Regions from separate parts of the Homo sapiens genome. Here region 1 is linked to region 2. Evidence: chromatin contacts called from ENCODE Hi-C or POLR2A ChIA-PET data. All regions are on one chromosome and are shown on one strand. The core of a region is the stretch at or near the end of the contact, and the rest is flanking DNA. Distances in the headings are between cores, read along the strand shown. Region 1 overlaps THSD4 (thrombospondin type 1 domain containing 4). Region 2 overlaps THSD4 (thrombospondin type 1 domain containing 4).

Region 1 (2,700 bases), core at 31-2,530, 140 kb before region 2:
TGGCTATCCCAACAAGCACCTACACTAATGTGATACAGACATGTAATTTACATAAATGTTACTGGGTTTTCCCTTTGCTTTTTACACTGTCTTTGTTGCTGAAATGTCCATCTAGATAACTGCTTTCTAACTGCCATATAGAATTCCATGGCATTCACCTACCTCAGTTTACTTAGCCAATCCCCTAGGCCTCTGGAGCCTGGTTTTAAATTTCTTTGTTATAGTCCACAGTGTCAGTAAAGAGCTAGTGTTTAGTGATGACTCATTAGGTATTTGTTACAAAACACCAGAAGCCAAGAAGGCCCATTTTCAAAAACAGAAACCCATCACTAGGAAGAGGAAAAGTATCTTATCAGGGCTCACATATGTATGCAAAAGGCAGCAACATGTGCCCCAGAATGCATCTTCCTCCTGGCACAGAGAGGGAAAACTGGAGTTGTCTAAAAAATAAGATATCCGAGGTGGGGTCAGAATTCAGCTTTTATGGCTCTTGGTCATCTGGTCAGGTCTGACCCAGAAGTTCCCATGGAGAAACATCTTTGGTGACCTCATGGAGTTAAATATTAGGATTCTACATGAGGAAAGTCCAGGATTCTATGTGAGTGACCAGAACACATGAGGAAAGAAGCATCCTGTATATACTGCAAGGGGGGATGCCCCAAGAAGTGAGACCTGCTTGGTTTGAGGGAAAAAGGCCCTGGAAGTCGGGTAGGAGGATGATAGTGTGCGGTCAGGTGTGCACCGTGGCTGGGCAGGATAACAGCCCACTCGCTGGCCTGGCATCACCCCACAAGTACAGTCAGCTATGATCTAAAGCACTGGTCATTAGACTACAAAAAAAAAAACAAAAACCAACACACACACACACACACACCCCACACTCTATAAAACAAACAGGAAAGTGCTCTATGAACAAAAAGAATTAAATCAATACTCCAGTGCGATTCTAGCGTAGTACTACAGTGCAATCCTACAGCACGATTGCACTGTAGTGTGGATTTACTTCTTTCATTTATGTGGTAATTGCATGGCCAAACATATCCTATACTGGGTTGAATAGTGTCCTCCCAAAATTCATATCCACCTGGAACCTGTAAATGTTACCTTATTTAGAAATAGGATCTTTGAAGATGTTATTTAGATGAGCTCATGCTGCATTAGGGTGGGCCCTAAATCCAGTATGACTGGTGTCCTTAGAAAAGAAGGCAATTTGGACAGGCAGACACAGACACACAGTGAGAATGCCATGTGAAAACAAAGGCTGGAACTGGAGTTAGGAAGCCACAAGCCAAGGAAGGCCAAGGATTGCCAGCAAGCACTGGAAGCTGATAGAGGGTCACGGAACAGATTCTTGCTCTAAGCCCTCAGGAAGGAACCAATCCTGCTGACACCTTGATTTCAGAATTCTGGTCTCCAGAACTGTGAGAGAATGAATTTCTGTTGTTTTAATCCACCCAGTTTGTGGTATCTTGTTATGGCAGCCACAGGTAACTAATACACATCCCTATTATCTAATTCATGTGTGTGCTTGCTTCAGGGTTGGCATGTTTGGTGGTTGTGGAGTGGTGGGTGTTTTGGTTGGCTTGCAAAAGACTAAAACACCAATATTTGAAGCCAGTGTTAAATAGACCTATCCTAAATAGAGGAAAAAAAAAAAAAACCCAGAGCCTAATTCCAAATTTTGAGCCCCAAATCTGCGACTAAATTGCGATGACGTCGGGGAATAAGTGGAAGGGTTGTTCTCAATGTCATGGACAGCTGATGTTTTAAATTTTACTATACTATGAACCAACATAGGATAGTTCTTTCTTTGATTTTACAACACACACACAAACACATACACACACAGTGGCTTCCACATTCTGTTCTAATTACCTGGTCTCATTAAAAAAAATATAAACACACAACTAAATTCCATTTCTGTTCTAAGCACTGTAGAATCCAAAGCCCATTCAATGCTGGGAATTCGGGTAATTAAACAAAAATTCCAAAAGTTAGGACTAAACATAGGAAATTTGAAGTATAAGCTTGAATCCAATGAAAAGATGCAGGATTGTGAGGGGAATTTCAAATGATCCATTCAGAGTTGTAACCAACAAGGCACTGTCGCCATGGGTTCCAAGATGATGGCAGGAATTCATTCCTGACTACCAAACGGACTGCTAATGGCAGAAGTAGTTAACCTAAAAAACACAGGATGTACATAGATGCTAATTTAATACAAGGGTTTTGTAGAGACACAAATGAACCCAAACTTTGGTGTTTTTGAGTATTAGAACTCCAAGCGATAACTGAATATCAATTTTAATGTCCTTTGGGAACAGATGTACATAAACAAATTCCTGTTTAATTATTTTGAGTGTCGAGTTGTGATTCTCGCATGCCATACTCCTGCAAGACTGACCCACTTATGTCTCTGGAGTTATAAGGGTTATGTATCTAATGATGGCAGCTTGTCCACCCACTCACTAGTTGAACAGGTAGGAGACATTTCTGTCACAGTAACAATTTAAGACATTATTTTTATTTGTATTTATTTAGTTTTCATCTATTTATTTTAGGATTGGGGGTACACGTGCAGGATTGTTATGTGGGTAAATTGTGTGTTGCAGCGGTTTTGTTGCCCAGGCTGGAGTGCAATGGCATGATCTTGGCTCACTGCAACCTCCACAAGCGATTCTCCTGCCTCAGCCTCCCAAG
Region 2 (2,754 bases), core at 151-2,650:
ATCATAAATGTTTGCCATTGCATTGACACACAATAGGGGCTTAATAAATGTTGAATGCATACATGAAGGGATGCATTACTCTCTAAGGCATATACTTGAACTAAGGGCTGTGGCTCACCATCAGACACTACAATACAGGGTCAGTCAGCAAATATTCACTGACTGTCTACTGTGCACTGAGGTACTGCGATACAGTAGTGAGCTAGAGAAGTTCTGCGCTACTTTCTCAAGAATTGAAATTATGGTTTCGCCTCTTCAGTCAATACCCATCTGAACTGCAGGCATTCACTCCGACTTCTCTAAAATCCTCTATGGAACATTTTAAAAAGATTAAAAGCCCTTCATTCAACAGACATTCATTAGAATCCTTGCTTGTCCTAGACACTCCAGTAGGTGCTGGGGAAACAGCTAAAATCAAAGTAATCAAAGCGACACAATTAGTATTAAGTTACTAAATGAAGTCACAACTAGTGAGGCTGCAGGAAATCAATCAGAGCTCATATTGACATTTATTATAGCTCATAATCCTTCAGAAACAGTTGATTCATAACCTACCTCTACAGCAATGGAGAGCATATGAATGGAGCACATTGTAGAAGGGAAATTAGATTATCCTATTCCCCAAAGAGTAATTAATTTATACAGTGGATTTGAGGAAATATTTTTACATTAAAACAGTATGGTGTTTAACTTATTTCACAGGTGGCATTTGAGGGAAAAAGGGAACTATTGAATAGAACCAAACTGTGTAATTCACAAAGCACAGATTAAAGTTTTGAAAGGTCTAGAAACATTCCTTTGGCCAATTGGTTCCTGAAGTCAAACGCCTTTTCAAAGCTACCTTCTAGTTTTTGCGCTTCACTAAAAAATGAAGTTTCTTCGGTCCTTGGATTTCAGATTAAAAATTTTCACCCACGTCCCTCCTAAATGTCTTTCTAAGAGGATCCCTATCTTCTATTCTCACTGCCACCACCCTTGGCATTCCCTGCCTGGATTCGTTTAACAACTTTTCCCAGATTTAATAAATACTGGGCACCTACTGCATGTCAGGCACTGTGCAAGGCCCTGGGTGAGCAGTAAACAAGTCATGATTCCTGTACCTAGGAGGCTCGGATTCCTCACCCACCAACTCTCCCCAGAAACCCTAAGTCTGTTGTCCCTCCTGCAGATGCCACAGTGTATTTCCCAAAGTGCATGTCTGCCAAGCTCAGGCCTCTATGTGTAACCCCTAGCAGCCTCACGAAGTCTTTGGGATGAAGTCGTCCTCCTTGGTGGGGCATCAAAGGCCTCTCAGGGTATGCCCTCTACAGACTTCTCCAGGAACAGCTCCTGGCATGCCTTCCCAGGTATCTTAAACTCAGGCCAGAACAAAGACCTGGCACATACCTAACCCTGCCAGGCTCCCTTTCTTGACATTGTTTGCCTTTCCTGGAATGACCTCTCCTTTCCCCTCCCAACCAACCTCCTTCCTGTGTGTCACTTTGTTCTTTGAGAAGTAGCTTGAGTCAGCTTCTCTTGGAGAGTGTTCTCCCCACCCCTAACCCTACTTTCCGACTTGGAAAATAAAACACACAGAATCCTAAGATTATGCTGAACCAACTTAGTATTTGATGACTCAGCAAGCCCTTTTGGACTCCGCTGTCTTCAAGGGGGTGGCTCCTAATATTAAGTATCACATTAGTAGACATGATACATGCCCAGCGCCAGAGCTCCCCACCCCTCTCCCTGAGGGCAAGCCAGTGTCTCTTCTTTCTTTACCCTAGAGCCAGCCCAGTGCCAGGCTGTGCTTTCCAGCATGCAGTGCAGTTCCCAGCATGCAGGGAAGAAAGTGGTATACTGTGTAAGTGGCTACCTTGCAACAGCCACTACTACAGGTGAGTTTGAAGTAAAAAGATAGAAACAATCTACAATCCCAGCACAAAGGAAACAATTAAAATAATTGCTTCACCCATAGTATTAAATGTTATTCAGCTATGAACAATCAAGGTTTTGAAGACTATTTAATGATACAGGAAAACTGCTCACTATTTAATATAGCTACTCTCACCCAACTGGAAATTCACATAATTGGCAAGGGTTGAGGATAAATAGCTAAAGATTTTGTAAATCCAAAATATAAACAACAATAAGCTTGTTGTGGTAGGATTTTATTTTATTATAAATAGCTTTTTAAAATTTTTTCTCTGCAATATCCATCCCTGTTTCTCTCTCTCTTTCTGTCAACAATAAACATCAACTACTTTTATAACAAAAGATAAATAAACATTTTAGGAGAGAGAGGTTAGGATTGGCAGAGACATGAAGCAAATGAAAAACCCCACTCTTCTAAGATGCTGAAGAAAGAAAATATAATTAATAGGGATATTGCCAAGGCAGCTCATACATGGTAGGTTAGCTAATAAGATAAGCTGTTTGTGGCCAACCCCAGCAGCTGAATCTCCCATTGTCATGAAGGAGGACAGATGGCCACACAGAGATGCAATATTGTACAGTTTAAAAGATCAGCGTGGGGGAATAAAGCTTGTCTGTAGGTAAAGGTGAGACTTCCTATAGATTCTAATGCAACCATTACAACTAAATTTGAAGGAAGGGTTTCCATCTCATTTGGCTGCTCTATCTCCTGCAGGGCTCAGAGGAGAATCCTGTCCACAATAGGTACTCAAAATGTGTTCTAGGGGCTAAATACAGGCATTTTTCGAAAAGCATACCAGACATCTGGGGATTTGGTGAGGCGACCTTGCCTTAATGCAGTGG

The links. Hi-C counts contacts between places; a loop is a spot of excess contacts on that map. ChIA-PET counts read pairs that join two places held with the same protein, here RNA polymerase II (POLR2A).
Region 1: a loop to region 2 is called in a map of PC-3, with 2.3 times the contacts of the local background. The contact joins two enhancer-like sites. A Hi-C loop is called at or near these places in 7 of 168 maps with a recorded cell type or tissue (PC-3, heart left ventricle, heart right ventricle and 1 more) and 2 of 37 single-sample maps with no recorded cell type. POLR2A ChIA-PET finds 5 or more read pairs at or near these places in 1 of 52 experiments (IMR-90).

Annotation. Positions count from the first base shown.
Region 1 is chr15:71,714,736-71,717,435 of GRCh38, reverse strand. All of the region lies in intron 8 of THSD4 (thrombospondin type 1 domain containing 4), which reads right to left. Among named protein-coding and RNA genes, the nearest start is that of THSD4-AS2, 25 kb to the right of the region's middle. Within about 2 kb of position 1,280, at least 3 of the 41 ENCODE cell types and tissues checked have a DNase peak (open chromatin) inside an H3K27ac peak, as active enhancers do.
Region 2 is chr15:71,571,522-71,574,275 of GRCh38, reverse strand. The region is part of intron 7 of THSD4 (thrombospondin type 1 domain containing 4); the gene reads right to left. Among named protein-coding and RNA genes, the nearest start is that of THSD4-AS2, 120 kb to the left of the region's middle. RefSeq lists an enhancer at 1,272-1,566. Within about 2 kb of position 1,400, at least 3 of the 41 ENCODE cell types and tissues checked have a DNase peak (open chromatin) inside an H3K27ac peak, as active enhancers do.